Linked DNA regions of Homo sapiens: region 1 is linked to region 2. Evidence: read pairs that join two places in POLR2A ChIA-PET (ENCODE). Cell type or tissue: B cell. All regions are shown on one strand. Each heading gives the region's core, and the rest is flanking DNA. Links, peaks and the distances in the headings are about the cores only.

What was found. Peaks named below come from ENCODE experiments on the same cell type or tissue, not always from the same donor. Only the 100,000 strongest peaks of a DNase experiment are listed, where the experiment ranks them.
Region 1: POLR2A ChIA-PET joins it to region 2 with 6 read pairs; 3 of 35 experiments call an interaction of 5 or more read pairs at or near these places.

The regions. Positions count from the first base shown.
Region 1 is chr17:1,606,319-1,620,756 of GRCh38, reverse strand. SLC43A2 (solute carrier family 43 member 2) reads left to right here. Exons shown (of 14, transcript NM_152346.3): 3 at 3,988-4,195; 4 at 5,723-5,778; 5 at 7,486-7,562. LOC124904121 (small nucleolar RNA U13) reads left to right here and starts at 4,462; the gene lies at 4,462-4,565. RefSeq lists an enhancer at 13,449-14,214. In B cell, for the core only: no CTCF peak of the experiment used is centred there; a DNase peak (open chromatin) is centred at 13,246.
Region 2 is chr17:1,661,825-1,670,657 of GRCh38, reverse strand. It overlaps PRPF8 (pre-mRNA processing factor 8), which reads left to right. Exons shown (of 43, transcript NM_006445.4): 25 at 8,505-8,752. Among named protein-coding and RNA genes, the nearest start is that of RILP, 16 kb to the right of the region's middle. In B cell, for the core only: no CTCF peak of the experiment used is centred there; no DNase peak of the experiment used is centred there.

The sequences.
Region 1 (14,438 bases), core at 11,717-14,216, 55 kb after region 2:
GTGGGCTGTTTACTGTCAACAGAGCTTCTGGGCTCACCAAGGGCTTCCTTCCCTCCAGCAGGAGGGAGACTCTCAAATTGCTCCACAAGCAGAAGGAGAAGCCGCTCACCTCCCCGGCCCCAGGCGCCTCTGTTGCTGGACGGGACGGCCTGGAGGCAGGCGGCCGGGCAGAGGGCCTGGTGGCCCCATCGGCAGGGATTTGTTTAAGACGAGAAGGCTGTTGGCCTACGTGCAAGGTCCCTGCCCCTGTGTGTAGTCGCTCCAGGGTAAAAGATGGGAAGGACAGATACCCTTGCCTCTACCCTGACCTTGCCTCTTCCCTATGTGGTTAAAGGGGTGACCAGATCTCTAATCAATTTAAGACTTTTGTTTGTTTGTTTGTGTGTTTGGAGACAGAGTCTCACTCTGTGGCCCAGGCTGGAGTGCAGTGGCACAATCTCGGCTCACTGCAACCTCTGCCTCCTGGGTTCAAGCGATTCTCCTGCCTCAGCCTCCAAAGTAGTTGGGGTTACGGGTACCTGCCACCAAGCCTGGCTAAATTTTTTTGTATTTGTAGTAGAGATGGGGTTTCACCATGTTGGCCAGGCTGGTCTCAAACTCCTGACCTCAAGTGGTCCGCCTGCCTCGGCCTCCCAAAGTGCTGGGATTACAGGCGTGAGCCACCGTGCCTGGCCTAGCCTTGGGATTTTTATCTTCTGGCTCTAGATGAGAAAACCCATGGGTTTAGAGACCCAGCTGTGGTTCCTCCCTGGGGTAACTGGAGGTCCCTGGTGCCTTTACTCAGGCAGTGCTGCCTCACCCACTCCATTCCTTGTCCCCGTGGCTCCTGCTTGCAGCAGTAGAACGTGCAGCCCCCCAAGCCCTCAGTTATTCCACGGCCCCTGTGCAGTCACTGTCCCCACAAGTCACCCATCCTGGGCCCTGGCGTGCTCTCTCCATCCATCCTCTCTGTCACCTCTGTGCTGGTTTGCTCCTATCTGCATGTCAACCTGGAAATGGCTGTTGCTTTGTAGAGACCCTCTTTCCCTGACTTCAGAGCCAATTCCTTTGCTGCTGGCAGAGCTGACATTTGAAACCAACACCAACTCACAAAGCAGCTCCTCCTTTCCAGAAGCTGCCCCACTGTGGATGGGCGAGTGGCCCAGGCCTGTCGGCTGTGGCGGTGTACATGACCGCTCTGAGCTCCACCCTGACGGGCTCGAGGACCCCGTCTGCCATGTGTTTGGCTGACCGTGTGGTAGAGCTTCTTTTTGGAAAACCGAGAGAAAGTGGCCGAGGTGGGAATCTGGTTGGTGACGTTGTATTTCTGTGGCTCCACATGGTTAACCTCGTGGCTCTGATCTCCTTAAATCCCCCCTCGATTCAACGTGGTTCTGTTGATTCCTCTCTCGATCTTTTTGGCCATTGTGATCTGGTGCCATTGTTTTTGTTTTGTTTTGTTCTGTTTTGTTTTTCGAGACGGGGTCTCACTCTGTTGCCCAGGCTGGAGTGCAGTGGTGTGATCTCAGCTTACCACAACCTCCGCCTCCCGGCTTCAAGCAATTCTCCTGTCTCAGCCTCCCGAGTAGCTGTGATTATAGACGCCCACCATGCCCGGCTAATTTTTGTATTTTTAGTAGAGATGGGGTTTCACCATATTGGCCAGGCTGGTCTTGAACTCCTGGCCTTAGGTGATCCACCCACCTTGGCCTCCCGAAGGGCTGGGATTACAGACTGAGCCACTGTACCCGGCCTGATTCTGTTTGTTTGTTTGTTTGTTTTTTGTTTTTTTTGAGACAGAGTCTAACTATTTGCCCAGGCTGGAGTGCAGTGGTGTGTGATCTTGGCTCACTGCAGCCTCCGTTTACCGGGTTCAATGATTCTCTTGCCTCAGCCTCCTGAGTAGCTGGGATTACAGGCATGCGCCACCATGCCTGGCTAATTTTTGAATTTTTAGTAGAGACGGGGCTTCACCATGTTGGCCAGGCTGGTCTTGAACTCCTGACCTCGGGCGATCCACCCGCCTCTGCCTCCCAAAGTGCTGGGATTACAGGCATGAGCCGCCACACCTGGCCCTGTTGTTTTTATTTATTCAGTAAACAGCTATTGTAGGCCAAGACCTGGGTGAGATACTGGGGACACAGAAGTGACCACAGTGCAGGCCCTGCCCTTCGGGGCTCACAGCCCAGTGGGGGATTAGACATGTCTTTGCGCTTCCACACACGCTGACGGGACTGTGCTCCCCACAGCCACTGCATCCGGCTCTGTGCCAGCTGATGGTGCCGTGATTCCCCGCCGGAGCCTCCAATAGCAGCAATGATCATGATAACCACGAGAACAGCAGCAACTTGTAGCTATTCATTATTGAGTGCTTTCTATGCCTGGGTGAGCTCCAGAAGGTTTTCTGAATTTTTCTCATTGATCTTCCCCCACACTCTAGGAGGTGGATCTTATCATTATATGATGTCCATGTTATGGACAAGGAAACTGAGCTAGAGCAAGGTCATGCAGGTAGAAAGTGGAGAATCAAACACTGGAAGCTAGAAACCAGATTCCAGTTCCACGCTCTTCATCCACACGGCCCCGGCGGGGCTCCTTGGCCACACGTTGGCATGAAGCACGAGTCCACCTGTGCGCATCCTTTCCAGTAACCTTGGAGGAACCCCGAGAGGCCTGAGCAAGCTTTTGCAAACCTCGGCGCTACAGCCCTGGCGCCAGAGGGCTGCAATTGGAAGGCAGGCAGTTACCGGAAGAAGAGCGTTTCCTTGACTCTCCCAGCGTGACCTCATGTCTAATCAAAGTCGGCTCCTGTTTTCTGCAGGATTAGTCAGCATCTCTTAACTAGCAGTCCCGGCCAGGAGAGCTCCTCAGCCACGTTCCCAGCCCGTCCTCCACCCTCCCATCTTCAGCTGCCACAGCACTTTTCTCTTCCTTTCTGTGTTGTTTTGGTGCTGGGTGGACTTTGAAGGGGGCCATTAAGGGCTGGGTGTGGCAAACACACCAGACTCAGCACCCAGCGAGGTCTAGGCATGGCCACGGGATGGCACCACTGTGACCCCGGCAAGGAAAATAAGAAAGGTGCATATCGGCTGGGTGTGGCGGCTCACGCCTGTGATCCCAGCACTTTGGGAGGCAGAGGTGAGAGGATCACCTGAGGTCAGGAGTTCGAGACCAGCCTGGGCAACATGATGAAACCCCATCTTTACTAAAAATACAAACACTAGCCGGGCGCGGTGGCAGGTGCCTGTAATCCCAGCTACTCGGGAGGCTGAGGCAGGAGAATTGCTTGAACCCGGGAGGCGGAGGTTGCAGTGAGCCGAGATCGTGCTACTGCACTCCAGCCTGGGCAACAGAGTGAGACTCCGCCTCAAAAAAAAAAAGAAAAAGAAAATATCAGGGGGAGAAGGTGGCATCTGTTCTATGTTTGAGAAGGCAGCTGGACTTCCCATTGAAGGAGGCGCCGCAGTCTCCCCACATGGACAGAGGAGAACCAGGCTATTGGGGTGAGACCAGTGCTTGTGCTTCCCAAGTGGTCTGGGTTCTGCCTCCATACTGGCTGCAGTCTGTCCCCACGGACATAGCTGCCGTGAGAAGGTTCTCACCAGCCTGGGGCCCCACAGCCAAGGCTGGGCCCTGAGGTCTGCCGTTCTAGGGTGGCGGATGCTCTCGAATGGGACTCTCAGCCTGGGCTTCGTTGCTCTTCAAGGGACACACAAAGCTCCTGAAACTGTGGATAAACCTTGGTGTGCATTTTCTGGGGAGGTCTTTATTGGATTTTTCAAAGGGTCCATGGCCCCCACAAAAGTTAAGAACCTCTACATTTTCACTCCAGGGGACTTGGGCCAAATGGCCATCCAAGCCTGCTGCGGGGTAGCCTGAGCCCTCGAGAGGCCGCCAGCCAGCCCTGGCATTCCCAGTGGGGGGACTCTGAATGGGCACCTGCCCTTCTGATCTTTGGGAATCCCTGTCATGACCCTGAGGTCAGGGTTTCCTTCCCTCTTCACACAGAGAATGTCACCAATGGCACAGTGGGCGGCACAGCAGAGCCGGGGCACGAGGAGGTGAGCTGGATGAACGGCTGGCTCAGCTGCCAGGCCCAGGACGAGATGCTAAATTTGGCCTTCACTGTGGGCTCCTTTCTGCTCAGTGCCATCACCCTGCCCCTGGGTATCGTCATGGACAAGTATGGCCCGAGGAAGCTCAGGCTGCTGGGCAGGTCAGTGTGGGTCCCTTAGGGGGCAGGGAGTGGGCAGGTGGACCCCCTGGGCTGAGTTCCCCACAGAAGGGTATCCTGGTCGTACCTGATATCAGGTGTACTGTGGAGCTCCCTGAAGGCCCTCCAGAATGGAGTTCCTACCCCGTCCGCCACCGAATCAGCAGGTACTGTGGTCCTCGCCGTGCTCCAGTACCGAATAAGAAAAGCTCCAGGCTCCAGGCCGCCCAGGGACCGGAGCTGCTTGTCACTAAGAACATGTGTTTCCCATCCCTTTGTAGTTCATAAGCATGATAATTGGGGTTTCCCTCGCATGTGTGAGACATGCTTCCCTCAAACCTTGTTACGAAGCTGGCACAGTATCCATCTGATGAGAAAAAAAACCAACAACACTGGTTTCCACAGCCCGTTTGACCTTATAGCTCCACCAGAAAAAAGATTTTCAACACGTACCCCCAATATAATAAGCACATGGAATTATAAATGATGTATATCTGTGCTCTTTTTTTTTTTTTTTTTTTCAAGACGGAGTCTTGCTGTGTCGCCCAGGCTGGAGTGCAGTGGCGTGATCTCGGCTCACGGCAACCTCTGCCTCCCCAGTTCAAGCAATTCTCCTGTCTCACCCTCCCGAGTAGCTGGGATTACAGGCGCCTGCCACCACACCCAGCTAATTTTTATATTTTTCATATTTATTTATTTATTTATTTATTTATTTATTTATTGAGATGGAGTCTCCCTCTGTCGCCCAGGCTAGAGTGCAGCGGCGCGATCTCGGCTCACTGCGAGCTCCGCCTCCCGGGTTCACGCTATTCTCCTGCCTCAGCCTCCCGAGTAGCTGGGACCACAGGCGCCTGCCACCACGCCCGGCTAATTTTTTGTATTTTTAGTAGAGACGGGGTTTCACTGTGTTAGCCAGGATGGTCTCGATCTCCTGACCTTGTGATCTGCCCGCCTCGGCCTCCCAAAGTGCTGGGATTACAGGCGTGAGCCATCGTGCCTGGCCCCTATGCCATTCTTTTTTTTTTTTTTTTCCTTTTGAGTTGGAGTTTTGCTGTTGTTGCCCAAGCAACTGGAGCTGGAGTGCAGTGGCTCCCGGCCCCCTATGCCATTCTTAATGTGCTTTATAATACATATACAAAAATATAAATGAAAATGGGCTGGGCACGGTGGCTTACACTGGTAATCCCAGCTTTTTGGGAGGCAGAGTTGGGTGGGTCACCTGAGGCCAGGAGTTCGAGACCAGCCTGGCCAACATGGTGAAACCCTGTCTCCACTAAAAATAAAAAAATTAGCCACGCGTGGTGGTGGGCGCCTGTAATATCCCAGCTACTTGGGAGGCTGAGGCAGGAGAAATGCTTGAACCTGGGAGGCGGAGGTTGCAGTGAGCCGAGATCGCGCCACTGCACTCCAGCCCGGGTGACAGAGCAAGGCTCTGTCTCAAGAAAAACCAAAAACCAAAAACAAAAACAAAACAATAACACTGAATAAAGTCATAATGGTAAATAACATTGCGTTTCTGCTTGGTTTTAGCGCCTGCTTCGCGGTTTCCTGCTTGCTGATTGCGTACGGAGCAAGTAAACCAAACGGTGAGTGTCCTCTCCCTCCATCTTCTGTCAGGGACCGGGGAGAGAGTGCCCTGAGCTGCTCCCAGGCCCACCTGCTCTTGGACACTGTCCTGGGCCTGCTGCTCCCTGCTCAAGTTAGAGGGGACACCTGTTACGCCTCTACTCAGTTACTTATCTCAAATAGACGGCGAGATCAGAGAGCAGCCACCCCAGACAGGAGCTTCCAGGGTATGAGCAACTTCCATCTCATCACCAAACCAAGCCAGTCCCTCACTGATGCCAACCTGAGAGGCAAGTTCTAAGAACCAGGCCGGCTGCAGGGGCATGGTCATCGGTGTGTGCAGAAGTCACAAGCTGAGTCCCCTCCAGGCAGCACAGGCCAAAGCATGAAGGATGGCTTAGAAGCCACCTGGTCCCCAACCCTGTTCAAGGATTTGTAGAGCAAACACCAAAAGAGGACTCGAGTTTCACCAAAATCTTAGCCAGGCTCATCTACTGATTTTCAGGAACCTGTATTTTTGGTTTCTTAGGCCTCCTGCTCGCTGCTGTTTGTTTTTTTGTTGTTGTTGTTTTGTTTTGTTTTGTTTTAGAGACAGGGTCTCTCTCTGTCACCCTGGCTGGAGTGCAGTGGTGCAGTCACAGCTTACTGCACCCTGGACCTCCCAGGCTCAAGCGATCGTCCCACTTCAGCCTCCAGAGTAGCTGGGACTACAGGCACGCACACACACAGCTAGCTAATTTTTTTGTTGTTGTTGTTGAGACAGAGTCTCCCTCTGTCGCCCGGGCTGGAGTGCAATGGCGCAATCTCAGCTCACTGCAACCTCCACCTCCCGGGTTCACGCCATTCTCCTGCCTCAGCCTCCTGTGTAGTTGGGACCACGGGCACCCGCCACCACGCCTGGCTAATTTTTTGTATTTTTATTAGAGATGGGGTTTCACTGTGTTAACCAGGATGGTCTTGATCTCCTGACCTCGTGATCCACCTGCCTCAGCCTCCCAAAGTGCTGGGATTACAGGCGTGAGCCACCGCGCCTGGCTTCACCTGGCTAATTTTTAACTTTTTTTTAGAAATGGGGTCTCACTTTGTTGCCCAGGCTGGTCTTGAACCCCTGGGCTCAAGCAATTCTCCTGCTTCAGCCTCCCAAAGTGTTGGGATTCTAGGTGTGAGTCACTGCGCCTGGACACTGCTAATATTAATTGGAGAAAAGAAGATGGGTGTGCAGCTTTTTCAAGAGCCCACGCTTTGTGAAATAGGCAAGAGGAGGCTGGGCATGGTGGCTTATGCCTGTAATCTTAGCGCTTTGGGAGGCTGAGATCGGCAGATCACCCGAGGCCAGGAGTTCGAGACCAGCCTGGCCAACATGGCAAGACATACAAAAATTAGCCGGGTGTGGTGGCGCATGCCTGTAATCCCGGCTACTTGGGAGGCTGAGGCAGGAGGATCACTTGAACCCGGGAGTCAGAGGTTGCAGTGAGCCAGGATCGTGCCATTGCACTCCAGCCTGGGTGACAAGAGCAAAACTACGTCTCGATTAAAAAAGAAAAAGAAATAGGCCTAGAGGAGGGGGTGAGAAAGGGGCAGTTCCACTCCCCAGATGTCAGGTACTAACCCCGGCCTGCGTTTACTGGATTTACTGGGAGCCTGCACCGCGCAGGACTCTGGGCTGGTCCCGGCTTCCCTGGAGCTCAGCTGGGGTCTCCACTCACGAGCTTTCCATGTCCCTGCAGCTCTCTCCGTGCTCATCTTCATCGCCCTGGCTCTGAATGGCTTTGGTGGGATGTGTATGACCTTCACCTCATTAACAGTGAGTACAGATTTTTTAAAGCTCTGTAGTTCAGTAATCTGTTTCTAAATTTGAGGCCGCTTTGATTGGTTTCTGTTTCCTTGCCTTCCATGTGCCTGCATGTGCCTGGGTGTCCCAAACAGTAGAGGGGCTATGGGCGAGGTGGCCTGGCAGGGCCTCCTCAGCTGAGGTCCACAGGCAGCAGGGCGTGGCTTCACAATCCCTTGCCTTTTTTTTTTTTTTTGAGACGGAGTCTTGCTCTGTCGCCCAGGCTGGAGTGCAGTGGGGGGATCTCGGCTCACTGCAACCTCCGCGTCCCAGGTTCAAGCGATTCTCCTGCCTCAGCCTCCCGAGTAGCTGGGACTATGGGCGTGCGCCACCACACCCGGCTAATTTTTGTATTTTTAGTACACATGGGGTTTCGCCATGTTGGTCAGGCTGGTCTCAAACTCCTGACCTCAGGTGATCCACCCGCCTTGGCCTCCCAAAGCGCTGGGGTGACAGGCGTGAGCCACCTGGCCTGGCCGACATTCCCTGCCTTCTGATCTGGGCTTTGATGCTGCGGAAGCAGCTCACTAGCCTTGTGCCCAAGGAAGGCAGAGGCAGGAAGACAAAACGCTGCCGCCCACTTTCTTTTCCTGTTTTCCTCGGCAGCTGTCATCAGGGTCTCCGGGAGCTTCGGCTCATGGAGCAGCCTGACCACCCGCCTCCCGTGGAACTGCCTCAACCTTTGCCTTTGTCCGGAGCCAGATGGAAAATGCAGGGAACATCTGGTCTTCTGCTCCTCTTGTTTCCTCCGTGCCCGGGCACAGACAGTCGCCTGGGGGAGATGTTTTCTCGGGGTACTAAGCACCCCCTTGTTGGGAGCCCCAGGACATCACAAAATATGCTCCTTCTTGATGTCAGGGAGGCAGAAGGAAGGTGGGGTTGAAAGAAAGAAAGTCAAAAAAGGGGCTGGGCATGGTGGCTCACACCTGAAATCCCAGCACTTTGGGAGACTGAGGCAGGCGGATCACTTGAGGTCAGGAGTTTGAGACCAGCCTGGCCAACATGGTGAAACCCCGTCTCTACTAAAAAATACAAAAATTAGCCGGGCGGGTGGTGCATGCCTGTAATCCCAGCTACTCGGAGGCTGAGGCGGGAGAATTGCTGGAACCTGGGAGGCGGAGGTTGCCGTGAGCCAAGATCAAGCCACTGCACTCCAGCCTGGGCGACAGAGCCAGACTCTGTCTCAAAAACAACAACAAAAAAGAAAGTCAAAAGAGGAACCAAAAAGTCTCTCCCAGAGGGAAGAAGGGAACTCTGTGGGCTCGCCCAGTTGGGCAATTGTGCCATTCCGAGCTGGCCATTGGGAAAGAAGTGAGAATAATAGCTTCTTCAGAGAGGCTTCTGTCCATCAAGGAAACCTCGCCTGCATCAGTTTACCGGTGAAAAAGTTTCTAAGACACAGTACCTACCATTACTATTTGTGGTACACTCTGGTTTCTGATTTCCCTTGTCGTGCCATTGAAGGGTTCTTGTTTAGCTTTGAGGGAGCTCTGGGGGCTTCTGGACCTCTTCTTTTTTCCTTTTTCTTTTTTTTTTTTTTGAGTCTGCTCGGTTGCCCAGGCTGGAGTGCAGTGACGCAATCTTGGCTCACTGCAACCTCCGCCTCCCGGGTTCAGGCAATTCTCCTACCTCAGCCTCCCGAGTAGTTGGGACTATAGGCGTGCACCATCACGCCTCGCTAATTTTTGTATTTTTAGTAGAGACGGGGTTTCACCATGTTGGCCAGGCTGGTCTCATACCCCTGATCTCAGGCAATCTGCCCGCCTCAGCCTCCCAAAGTGCTGGGATGACAGGCGTGAGCCACGGCGCTCGGCCGAAAACCAGCAGCTCTTTCATCAGCATGAAAACTAAAAACCTGGCCTCACCTCCATTATTTTAGTCACGCGACGCCTCTGTCACGGCAGGCCTGAATTTCAGGGATAAAGGAACGAGATGGTCCTTGAGCTTGAGGACCTCACACCCCGAAATGCCGAGAGGTGTTTTGTCTGAAAAACGACCAAGAATCCCTGTTAAGAAAGACTTTAGGCCGGGTGCGGTGGCTCACACCTGTAATCCCAGCACTCCGGGAGGCCGATGGGGGTGGTGGATCATGAGGTCAGGAGTTCGAGACCAGCCTGGCCCAAGATAGTGAAACCCCGTCTCTACTAAAATATACAAAAATTAGCTGGGCACAGTGGTGGGTCCCTGGAATCCCAGCTACTTGGGAGGCTGAGGCAGGAGAATCGCTTGAGGCCGGGAGGCGGAGTTTGCAGTGAGCCGAGATCGCGCCACTGAACTCCAGCCTGGGTGACAAGATCAAGACTCCCCCTCAAAAAAAAAAAAAGGAAAAAAAGAAAGACTTTAAAAGGGACCCTGCGGTTGGAGCTAATAGGCCAGTAAGAATTCTTTGTCTTTTTTTATGTTTTATAATTATAAAACAAAATTTTTTTCATTACATTTTTTATTTTCATTTTTTACAGATGGGGTCTTACTATGTTGACCAGGCTGGTCTCAAACTCCTGGGCTCAACAGATCCTCCCACCTTGACCTCCCAAAGTGCTGGGATTCCAGGTGTGAGCCACCATACCTGGCCCAAAAATGATTTTATTTTAAAAATTCAGGTTGGGAGCAGTTGCTCACACCTGTAATCCCAGCACTTTGGGAGGCTAAGGTGGGAGGATCATTTGAGGCCAGGGTTGAGACCAGCCTGGGCAACATAGCGAGACACCTTGTCTCTCCAATTTTTTTTTTTTTTTAATTAGCCAGGGCATGGTGGCAGTTGCTTGTAGTCCCAGCTCCTCGGGAGGCTGAGGTGGGAGGAAGGCTTGAGCCCAGAAGTTCCAGGCCACAGTATGCCACAATGACACCACTATATTCCAGCCTGTGTGACAGAGCGAGACCTTGTCCCAAAAATAAAAGTAAAAATTTAACATTTCAGAAATATGAATTGTAGACTAAACTTCTATGAGCCTGCCAGGCGCAGTGGCTCACACCTGTAATCCCAGCACTTTGGGAGGCTGAGAAGGTTCCCATCACCTGAGGTCAGGAGTTCGAGACCAGCCTGGCCAACATGGTGAAATGAAACCCCATCTCTACTAAAAATACAAAAATATTACTCGGGCATGGTGGCACACGCCTGTAATCCCAGCTACTTGGGAGACTGAGGCAGGAGAATCGCTTGAACCTGGGTGGCGGAGGTTGCAGTGAGCCGAGACCGCGGCATTGCATTCCAGCCTGGGCAACAAGAGCGAAACTCCGTTTAAAAAAAAAAAATTCTATCAGCCTGTCTTCATCAGTTTGGAATATATTTCTTCAGTATTTAAAAGATCTGCATGTACCAGTGTTATTCTTTTTTTTTTTCTTAAAAAAAAAAGAACTGTGATAACTTGCCTTTTCCCTTAATGTATCTTTTACATCCTTTCCTGTCAGTACTTAGAGATCTGCCTTATTATTAAGCAGTTCTGTATATTATTCTTTAATATAGATGGACCATCATTTATTCAACCTGTTTCCAACTAATGGACTTTTGGCTTGGTTCCCAATTTTTCCAATTTATGAATGCTGCTGAAGTGAGCATCCCTGTACATGTATTTCTGTAAAATAAGTTCCTGGCAGCCCTGGGCCACAGGATTAGCATGTTTTAAAATTTAATATGTACTGTTAAATAGTCTTCTAAAAATGTTATCTGGCCGGGCGCAGTGGCTCACGCCTGTAATCCCAGCACTTTGGGAGGCTGAGGCGGGCAGATCACCTGAGGTCAGGAGTTCGAGACCAGCCTGACCAGTATGGTGAAACCCCGTCTCTACTAAAAATACAAAAATTAGCTGGGCTTGGTGGAGGGCGCCTGTAATCCCAGCTACTTGGGAGGCTGAGGCAGGAGAATCGCTTGAACCCGGGAGGCAGAGGTTGCAGCGAGTCGAGATTGCGCCACTGCACTCCGGCCTGGGCGACGAGTGAAATTCTGTCTCAAAAAAAAGCCTGCCTGCCACCACAGGCCCACCAGCACGTACACGAGTGTCTTTTCCTCCATGTCCCTTCCAGTGCCATGTCATTCCTCTTTAAAACATAGCCACTCTGATCCTATGAAAAACGACATGCCATTTTTAAAATTTATTTCATTATTAGTGAGACAGAGCATTTTTTCTCCTCTTTATTGGTAAATTGCATTTCTTCTGTGAATTGCTTCTTTGTGTCATTTGTCTATTTTTCTACAGTGCTCTTGATTTTATTATTATTAGTATTTAGTGACTCGTAAGAGCTCTTTCAAATACAAAGACACTAGTGTTCTTTCCGAGTGAGCAGGAGATCTTACCCTGGGGTTTTCAGGTCTCTACATGGTCCATGAGTAAGCTTCAGGAGAGCCGTGCACACCCTTGAAATTCCATGCCAACAAAGCGTGTGTAGGTGCTGCTCAGCTGTGTCTTTCTGGAGGGGAGGGTCCATTACTTTCACTGGCCTCTGGCAGGTCTGTGTGAAGGCTAAAAACCACTGCGGTGGCCGGGTGCGGTGGCTCACACCTGTAATCCCAGCACTTTGGGAGGCCAAGGTGGGTGGATCACCTGAGGCCAGGAGTTCAAGACCAGCCTGGCCAACATGATGAAACCCAATCTGTACTAAACATGCAAAAATTAGCCTGGGATGGTGGCATGTTCCTGTAATTCCAGCTACTCGGGAGGCTGAGGTGGGAGAATTGCTTGAACCCGGGAGGCGGAGGTTGCAGTGAGCTGAGATCGCACCACTGCACTCCAGCCTGGGTGGCAGAGTGAGACTCCGTCTTAAAAAAAAAAACAAAACACACAAACCACTGTGGCAGGAGCGTTTCTATTCACTCTTTGCTCTCCCACTGGAGGCAAAAAGCTACACAGGCTAGAGAGTGACCAGGCAAGAGAGTCACCTGATCACCATTTGAAGCGTTTGGCTACCAGAGGTCTGTCTAAGGGAGGCTGTTGGTTTGTTCTTCAAGGTTTTCATTTTTTGATCTAGAGCAGGAGTCAGCAAACCGCCATTGCCAGGCCAAATCCAGACCACTGCCTGTTTTTGTAAACAAAACTTCATGGGGTAGAGCTGTGCCTGTTTGCTCCTGTCTGTGGCTGCTTTTGTGGTATCTCATCAGAGTCAACGCAGTCGTGACAGAGGCCATATGGCTTGTAAAGCCCAAAAGGTCTACTGTCTTAGCCAGGCACACTAGCTCACGCCTGTAACCCCAGCACTTTGGGAGGCTGAGGCGGGTGGATCACCTGAGCTCATGAGTTTGAGAGCAGGCTGGCCAACATGGTGAAACCCCGTCTCTACTAAAAATGCAAAAATTAGCCAGATGTGGTGGTGGGCGCCTGTAGTCCCCACGACTCAGGAGGCTGAGGCAGGAGAATTGCTTGAACCCGGGAGGCAGAGGTTGCAGTGAGCTGAGATTGTGCCACTGCACTCCAGCATGGGTGACAGAGCGAGACTCTGACTCAAAAAAAAAAAAGTCTATTGTCTGGCCCTTTATGGAAAAAGTTTGCCAACCCTTGGTCCAGAGGCCCCAGGAAGCTGCTACGTCACTGTTCCTCGTCTGAGGGCATGTGCTGACACCCACCATTCACACCCACACCCTCTGGTTGCATGGGCCAGCTCTCCTTCTAAGTCATCTCTTTCTGCCTCCCCCCAGGGTGGAGGGAGTTCCATGGGCATTCCCCTGCCCCCTGAGGCCTCTGATGAGGGCTCCAGTGCCTGCTCCTTGAGAACAGACCCCAAAAGGGAAATGAGGTCAGTGAGGACAGGGCTGAAGCAGTTAAGCAACACTCTTGGGCTGACTGGGGCTTCTGCTGAGCAGAGCCGAATCTCATTCTGATACAACCCAGGACTTCAGAAAGCAGAACTGTCGGGATCAGCTCCCAGAGACGCCAAGCTCAGGGCACAATGGCACTTTCTGTTTGTGTCTCCCACCCGTGTTCTAATTTGGGGGACAAAGGAGTCTCCAGGGTCGCCTTTAGGAATTTCTAACTCCAATCTTCAACAACCATGTTGGGGCTGTGGATAATAGCTCTGTGATAACCCAGGACTCTAGGGGACGGCGCTGTGGAAGCCTTAATTCGGGGACTTCCTGGGTCCCGGGGCCTTTGTGCTGCATGGGCTGTGGTCTAAATACAGATGACCAGGGGCTGCGAGCTGTTACCCCCACTGGTAGGAGAGGGGGCTCCAAGCGGGCACACGCCTTTTCCTTGTAGTCCAGAAGGAGATGGCCATGAGCCATCCTTCCAGAGCCCAAGAGGTCGGCACCCATGGTGGTATTTCCCTCCCAAGTGGAGGCTCCGAGGGGCAAGGGTGGCTGTCGCGTCAGGTAGGCTGCCCAGTAGCCAGTGCTGGCTCTCCCAGGGCCCTGCAGCACAGGGCCTGGGCCATCGCGTGCCATCCGTGGAGGGCGGACGCCAGGTCACTCCATGGGGGCAGAGCACTCCCCACGGTGTGGATCCTCAGCCTCCCCCGGGACATCTGGACGGCACGCTCAGTGTTTGTTCAGTGCCTCGCGTTTGTACAGCCCTTTGCACTCGCTTCATCGGCTGGAGCACAAACACGGCCGGCGGCTGAGGCCGCATCTTGGGGTCGCCACCCTCCAACCCGGAGCCTGGGTTGCTTAGAGATGGGAGCAGCTGTAGCCAAAATTGTGAACCTGCCATTTCCACTCCATTACTCTGACCCCTGTCCCCGTGGGTGGGATGGGGATTTCTCAGCAGAAGCCACACAGAAAAGCGGGTTTCAAAATGTTGCCAGGCTCCCCGATGAGACATTTCTCTGTGGATTTTCCCTTTTGATTCCTTCAAGTCTGACTTTAAACCTGAGGAAGGCATGATTTCATGGGAGGTGGGATCTGAGGGAAGTGAAGAGGATAAA
Region 2 (8,833 bases), core at 6,334-8,833:
AAAATTAGCCGGGCGTGGTGGTGCACACCTGTAATCCCAGCTACACAGGAGGCTGAGGCAGGAGAATCGCTGGAACCCGGGAGGCGGAGGTTGCAGTGAGCCGAGATCCCACCAGTGCACTCCAGCCTGGCAACAGGGTGAGACTCTGTCTCCAAAAAAATACATAAATCAATAAAAATGATGAGAGCACTGAAAGTAGAGGTAGGAAGAGGGGAACAGATTTGATAAGAAGTTAGCAGATAAAATCAGCAGAACTTTGTGGTCCTGGGATGCTCAAAGAAAAGTCAAAAATGATGTGCAGATTTTGGCATGGGTGACTAGGTGGGTGTTAGTGCCACCAACTGGAAGACCACATGAACAAGAACAGGTTTAGGATCGAAGATAAAGAAATCTAGTTTAGGATATATAAAGTTTGAAGTTCCTGAGAACATTCAGATGGAGATTTCCCCAGGTATTTATTTATACCTTATTTCTTCAGTTCCAAGATACATATTTAAGTACATATATACACATGTGTAGATTCCTGATTCCTTCTGCTCCCTTAGTGGTGCCTCTTTAATTGATGATCTGTTAGATTTGATTTAAAAAGTATGAGTGAGACATTCCAGGGAGAGAAATGAAACTAGAAAGGTAAGAGCAGTCAGGGATAGCTTAGAGGTTCCTAGGTGAGAAGCAATCTGAAGAAACATGGAGAACAGGTCTGGATTAAAGATGTAGATTTCGGAGCCTATCCACAAAAGGTCAAAAGCTCAAGAATGAGTGACATCACCCAGGGACAATGTGGAGTGAGAAGAGGAGAGGGAGGAATTTGGAAATGTGGGGAATACTAAGATGAAGTGTGGTCAGAACCTGTGGGAGGGTGCCGGGTCTTGGAACCAAGGCCTTCAGGAACACGTGTCCAGAATTGGGGTGATGCTGAGCAGTGTCAGTTGCCTAAGAGCATTTCAGTTAGATGAGGACTGAAAAGTATCCATTGGATTTGACAGTTAGGACGTCATTGGTGACCTTAGCAGGAGCTGTTACAGAAATAGTAGGGATGGAAGCCAGATGGCAGTGGGTGAGGCTTCATGGGAAGTGAGTGAGTGGAGACAGCAAGGACAATCTGTTTGTCAGTTGAAGAGAAGGAAGGACATCAGATGCCACCTAGAGGGAGCTGTAAGTCAGTGCAGGTGTTTTTGAATGACAGTGACTTGAGCGTGTTTTAATTAAGGAGCCCAGTAGCAGTTGAGTGTACAAGAGAAAAGTGTGGAATTGGCTGGACACAGTGGCTCACGCCCGTAATCCCAGCACTTTGGGAGGCCAAGGTGGGTGAATCACCAAGTCAGGAGTTCGAGACCAGCCTGGCCAACATGGTGAAACCCCGTCTCTACTAAAAATACAAAAATTAGCCAGGCGCGGTGGCGGGTGCCTGTAATCTCAGCTACTCGGGAGGCTGAGGCAGGAGAATTGCTTGAACCCGGGAGGTAGAGGTTGCAGTGAGCCAAGATCGTGCCACTGCACCCCAGCCTCGGCGACAGAGCAAGACTCCGTCTCGAAGAAAAGAAAAGTAGGTAATTGATGAGCAGAGGTGCAGAGGGTCTCCCTAGGGATAGAATAAAGAGCAAGCAGAGGAAAAATCCTCTGAACCTGACAGGAAAGAGGTCTGGAAAGATGTGGATATAGATGAGGTTAGTGGGAAGCTATAACAGGATTTTGAGTTTTTCAGCTTTTCTTGGGCTGCAGTTAGGGGAAAGAGTTGTGCATAGTGAATTTCATGGTATTAGGGTATGATGATTGCTGAAGAAACTGAGAGGGATTGGAAGGTGTGTTGGGAGCTCAGCTGGGTTTTGGGAAGACAACTCTGAGCATTTGTTTTTCCCAGAATCACCCAGCTACTCAGTGACAGGGATGCAGAAGGTGGATAGATTACACTGGTGATTAAGGAATAGAGCTCTGTTAGAAGACAGTTGTAGAGTGGTAAGGCATTGAATGCAAGGGAATCAAGAGTGCGGGACCCAGCCGGCCGCGGTGGCTCATACCTGTAATCCCAGCACTTTGGGAGGCCGAGGCGGGTGGATCACGAGTTCAGGAGATTGAGACCATCCTGGCTAACGCGGTGAAACCCCGTCTCTACTAAAAATACAAAAAATTAGCTGGATGTCGTGGCGGGCGCCTGTGGTCCCAGCTACTCAGGGGGGCTGATGCAGGAGAATGGCAGGAACCTGGGAGGCAGAGCTTGCAGTGAACCGAGATCGCGACACTGCACTCCAGCCTGGGTGACAGAGCAAGACTCTGTCTCAAAAAAAAAAAAAAAAAAAAAAAAAGAATGCTAGACCCCATTGAGATACTGGAAGAGGGGAGAGGAGAGAGAGCAGAAGAGGCCATTGGCCTGGGAAAGAATTGTAGGCATCAGGGAACTGGATATCAGAAGTTAGAGGCTGAGGAGTGGAGGAGTGTCTGAGAGGGTAAGGATGCAGTTGACTCTAGTGGTTAGAAGCACAGGCTCTGGAGTCAGATGGGGTTCACATCATATCTTTGTCATATTACTAGTTGGGATCTTGGGAATATTGCCCATGCTGGGCCTCAATTCCCTCATCTGTAAAATAGGGATACTGATAGGACCTAGGTCAGACGGCTTTTGTGAGAATTAAATGAAACGGGGTATTTAGTAAGCCATATTACTTGGTAAATTGCATGATAAAGCTGGGCATGGTGGCTTATGCCTGCAATCCCAGCACTTTTGGAAGCCGAGGTGGGAGGACTGCTTGAGCCCAGGAATTTGAGACCAGCTTAGGCAACATAGCAAGATCCTGTTTATATTTAAAAATAAATAAATAGGCCGGGTGCGGTGGCTCACGCCTGTAATCCCAGCACTTTGGGAGGCCGAGGTAGGTGGATCACGAGGTCAGGAGTTCAGGACCAGCCTGGCCAATATGGTGAAACCCCATCTCTACTAAAAATACAAAAATTAGCCAGGCGTGGTGGCACATGTCTGTAGTCCCAGCTACTCTGGAGACTGAAGCAGGAGAACCACTTGAGCCCCGGAGGTGGAGGTTGCGGTGAGCTGAGATTGCGCCACTGCACTCCAGCCTGGGTGACAAAGTGAGACTCCATCTCAAAAAAAAAAAAAAAAAAAAAAAGCTATGTCATGGGCAAGTTCTATAACTTGTTTTTTATGAAGACATAAGAGGTATAACATATATAAATTTCTTACCATGGTACCTAGTACACGTAGACCTGAGTAAATATTATTTTCCTTCTTGCCTCCCCTTATCCCCCAGGAATTTCTGCTATTTAGTAAAGGAACACTGGGCTCCTCAGGAATTTATGCCTCCTCCCCTTCAGGGATAGAGCACTGTTAACTACAACAGAAATACTGTGTTCCATTACACACATCAGCAATTCCAAGTGCAGTCCAAGAATTTACTAAACCTAATGGGAATCATCCACTTGCCTTTACCCCAGTATCTAGCCTATCCTGGCCCCTGGCCCTCCTTTTTTTTTTTGAGAGGGAGTCTTGCTCTATTGCCCAGGCTGGAGTGCAGTGGCACAATTTCAGCTCACTGCGACCCCCGCCTCCCGGGTTTAAGTAATTCTCCTGCCTCAGCCTCCTGAGTAGCTGGGATTACAGGTGCCTGCCACCATGCCCGGCTAATTTTTGTATTTTTAGTAGAGACAGGGTTTCACCATGTTGGTCAGGCTGGTCTCAAACTCCTGACCTCATGATCCAACCGCCTCGGCCTCCCAAAGTGCTGGGATTACAGGCATGAGCCACCGCACCCGGCCCCCCTCCTTTCTGTAGATCTGCCTGGTTGTCTCATCCTGTGGACATGCGAGATGCTCAGTCTAGCTTTCATAGTAGGGTTTGAGCTGTTATCTCACCTGCAGTCTTTTCTCCTTGCTTGTCTGAATACCATTTGCTCAAGGCAGATTACTATAGTAACTCCAGCCAACGCACTCTTTCACCTCAATAATTGTTCAGAAGACATTTTTTGCCTTAAAGTCTTGACTATATCATTTGGTATTTTGTGGTTTGCTATCTTGTTTTATTCAGCTTTTCAAAGAAACAGCTTTGGTTTCATTAATTTTTATCGTTTTTCTCTTTTTTGTTGCATTGATTTTTTTTTTTTTTGAGATGGGGTCTCTATGACCCAGGTTGGTGTGCAGTGTCGCAGTCTCAGCTCACTGTAACCTCTGCCTCCCAGGCTCAGGAGACCCTCCCACCTTAGCCTCCCAAGTAGCTGGGACCACAGGCACATGCCACCATGCCTGGCTGATTTTTCTTTGTATTTTGGATACAGACAGTTTCGCCATGTTGCCCAGGCTGGTCTTGAATTCCTGAGCTCAGGTAATCCACCCCCCTGGGCTCCCAAAGTGCTGGGATTGTAGGTGTGAGCCACCACGCCTGGCCTTGTTGCATTGATTTCTTCTCTTATCATTGCCATCCCTTTGCTAGTTTGTTAAGGTAAAAGGTTAGATTATCAATTTTGGACCTTTCTCTTTTTTTTTTTTTGAGACAGAGTCTCGCCCTGTCACTCAGGTTGGAGTGCAGTGGCGCGATCTCTGCTCACTGCAAGCTCCGTCTCCCGGGTTCACGCCATTCTCCTGCTTCAGCTCCCAAGTAGCTGGGACTACAGGTGCCCACCACCACACCCGGCTAATATTTTTTTTTGTATTTTTACTACGACGCGGTTTCACCGTGTTTGCGAGGATGGTCTCGATCTCCTGACCACCACCTGATCAGCTTGCCTCGGCCTCCCAAAGTGTTGGGATTATAGGTGTGAGCCACCGCACCTGGCCTGGACCTTTCTCTTTTTCTTTTTTTTTTTTTTTGAGATGGAGTCTCACTCTCTCACCCAGGCTGGAGTGCAGTGGCGCGATCTCAGCTCACTGCAACCTCCGCCCTCTGAGTTCAAGCGATTCTCCTGCCTCAGTCTCCCGAGTAGCTAGGATTACAGATGCCTGCCACCGCACCCGGCTAATTTTTTTGTGTGTTTTTAGTAGAGACAGGGTTTCACCATCTTGGCCAGGCTGGTCTTGAACTCTTGACCTCGTGATCCACCTGCCTCGTCCTCCCAAAGTGCTGGGATTACAGGCGTGAGCCACCGTGCCCAGCTGACCTTTCTCGTTTTTTTTTGTTTGAGACGGAGTCTTGCTCTGTCGCCCAGGCTGGAGTGCAGTGGCGCAATCTTGGCTCACTGCAACTTCCGCCTCCTGGGTTTGTGTCATTCTCCTGCCTCAGCCTCCTGAGTAGCTGGGACTATAGTCGCCTGCCACCATGCTCAGCTAATTTTTTGTATTTGTAGTAGAGACGGGTTTCACCGTGTTAGCTGGGATGGTCTTGATCTCCTGACCTCGTGATCCACCCACCTCAGCCTCCCAAAGTGCTGGGATTACAGGGGTGAGCCACCGTGCCTGGCCAACCTTTCTCTTTTTCTAATAGTATTATTCACTTCTGTAAATTTTCCTCTCAGCATTGCTTTAGCTGCATTCCTCCCTTTTTTTTTTTTTTTTTTTTTGAGGCAGAGTCTCACATTTTCGCCCGGGCTAGAGTGCAGTGGCACGATCTCGGCTCACTGCAACCTCCGCCTACCCTGTTCAAGCGATTCTCCTGCCTCAGCCTCCCAAGTAGCTGGGATTACAGGTGCCCGCCACCACACCCAGCTAATTTTTTTTTGTATTTTTAGTAGAGACAGGTTTTTACCATGTTGGCCAGGCTGGTCTTGAACTCGTGACCTCGTGATTCACCCGCCTTGGCTTCCCAAAGTGCTGGGCTTACAGATATGAGCCATCGTGCCCGGCCCCATTCCTCACATTTTAATATGTTGTGTTTTCATTTTTATTTAGTTAAAAGTATATTCTAATTTCCCTTATGAGTTCATATTTCACCTTAGGTTGTTTCAAATTATGCTGTTTACATATTTGGGGGTTTCCCTTATTAGTTTCTGCTTTGATTCCATTATGATTAGGAAACATGTTGTATATGATCTTAGTTTTAAAAAATGTATCAAGATTTTTTTTTTAATAATTAATTCATTTAGAGGTGGGATCTCACTCTTGCCTAGGTTGGACCCAAACTCCTGGGCGCAAGCGATCCTCCTGCCTCAGCCTTCCAAAGAGTTGGGATTACGGGCATGAGCTACTGCACCTGGCTGAGGCTGACTTTTTGATGTCCTAGCGTACAGTCTCTCTTGGTGCCTGTCCTATGTGTGCTGGAAAATATCTGTTAATCTGTATTCTGCTATTGTTAGGTTGAGTGTTTTACAAACATTAGGTCCAGTCAGTTGGTTACATTGCTTAAGTCTTCTATATCCTTAGTGATATTTTTTGTATACTTCTATCGATTACTGAGGAGTATTAGAAATCTCTAGTAATCCCAGCAGTTTGGGAGGCTGAGGCTGGTGGATTGCTTGAGCACAGGAGTTCGAGACCAGCCTGGGCAACATAGCGAAACCCCATTTCTACAAAAAAAATACAAAAATTAGCTGGGTGTGGTGGTACACGCCTGTAGTCCCAGGTGCTTGGGAGGCTGAGGCGGGAGAGTCTCCTGAGCCTGGGAGGTGGAGGCTGCAATGAGTGGAGATGGTGCCATTGCACTCTAGCCTGGGCAACAGAGCAAGACCCTGTCTTGCTTGAGAGAAAGATCCAACTACAGCTGTGAGTTTATTGTCTTTCAGGTCCATCATTTTTGAAATTCTGTTATTAGTTACATAATGTATTTAGGATTATTAGGTCTTCTGAACGAGTTGACTACTTTATCGTATCAAATATCCCTCTGTATTCCTGATAACATTCCATGGTCTGAAGTCTTTGTCTTAATCAGTAGTGCCACTCCAGCTTTGTTTTGTGTTTGCATGGGTGTATTTTTCCATCTTTTTACTGTTAATCTGTGTCTTTGTAACTAAAGTTTATTTCCTATAGACAGCATATAGTTGGCTCTTTTTTTTTTTTTTTTTTTTTTTTTTTTTGAGATGGAGTCTCTTCCTTGGTTGCCCAGGCTGGAGTGCAGTGGCATGATCTTGGCTCAGTGCAACCTCTGCCTCCCGAGTTCAAGCGATTCTTCTACCTCAGCCTCCCAAGAAACTGAGACTACAGGCGCGTGCCACCACGCTCAGCTAATTTTTGTATTTTTAGTAGAGACGGGGGGTCTCACCATGCTGTCCAGGCTGGTTTCGAACTCCTGACCCCGAGGCCCGCCTCAGCCTCCCAGAGTGCTGGGATTACAGGTGTGAGCCACCATGCCCGGCCTTTTTATTTAAATCCAATTTGACAATGTTTGCCTTACAAATGGTCTAAATACCTCAATTAAGGTTAATGTAACTATCAATGTGGCAATGTAGCTCAGTTTAAATCTACCGTCTTACTCTTTTTTTTTTAAATTATTTTTTCTGCTTTTCTCTTGTCCTGCCTTCTTCTGAATTTAGTTGTTTTGTGACTTTATCTCCACTTTTCACTTATTTGGCTACATGGTTTTTTTCTTATTGTTTGCTCTAAGGTTTACAGTATATACATAGCTCACTTACTGTGATCTACTTTGACCATTAGTCTACTACGGATCACTTCACATATAGTACAAGAACCTTAGAATAATACACTTTAAGTTCCACTCCCACTCTTAGTAGTATTTTTGTCATAACATTTTAATTGTACATGTATTATAAGTGCTATAATACTTTGTTACTCTTTTTGCTTTGAACAGCCTTTATCTTTTGTAGAAATTGCAAAATGAGAAAAAATATTTTTTTGCATTTTACCCACATACTTACCATTTCTGGTGTTCTTCACTAGTTTGTATAGCTCCATCTGGTGTGCTTTTTTTTTTCTTTTTCTTTTCTTTTTTTTTTTTTTGAGACACAGTCTTGCTCTGTCTCCCAGGCTGGAGTGCAGTGGTGCGATCTCAGCTCACTGCAACCTCTGCCTCCTGGGTTCAATTTCTGTATTTTTAGTAGAGACGGTTTCATGTTGGCCAGGCTGGTCTTGAACTCCTGACCTCAGGTGATCCACCCACCTCGGCCTCCCAAAGTGCTGGCATGACAGGCGTGAGCCACCACACCTGGCCCAGGGGAACCATTTTTTTTTTTTTTTCCCCTGAGATGGAGTCTCGCTGTGTTGCCCAGGCTGGAATGCAGTGGCACAATCTCAGCTCACTGCAACCTCCACCTCCCAGGTTCAAGCGATTCTCTTGCCTCAGCCTTCTGAGTAGCTGGGATTACAGGCGTCTGCCACCACACCCGGCTAATTCTTGTATTTTTAGTAGAAACAGGGTTTTGCCATGTTGGCCAGGCTGGTCTCCAACTCCCGGGCTCAAGCAGTCCTCCCACCTTGGCCTCCCAAAGTGCTGGGATTATAGGCATGAGCCATCGCGCCCAGCCTCATTGTGTTTTGCTTTCTATTTCCCTAGTGACTAATGATGTTGAACTCAAATCTTTCTTTAGTAGTAGGGATAAAACTAACTGCATCAAGTAGTCTCCACCCTCCCCGCCCCTGGCTCATCTGTAATTTACTTTTTTTTCTACTACCTTTAGATTGTGAATAAGTGGAATACAGCTCTCATTGGCCTTATGACATACTTTCGGGAGGCTGTGGTGAACACCCAAGAGCTCTTGGACTTACTGGTGAAGTGTGAGAACAAAATCCAGACACGTATCAAGATTGGACTCAACTCCAAGATGCCAAGTCGGTTCCCCCCGGTTGTGTTCTACACCCCTAAGGAGTTGGGTGGACTCGGCATGCTCTCAATGGGCCATGTGCTCATCCCCCAATCCGACCTCAGGTACAGCCTGGTTCAACGTATTTCTAAACCCTATTGCTCAGGCCCTAAGGGAAGTGGGTATTTCTTTAGTTTTAGGCTTTA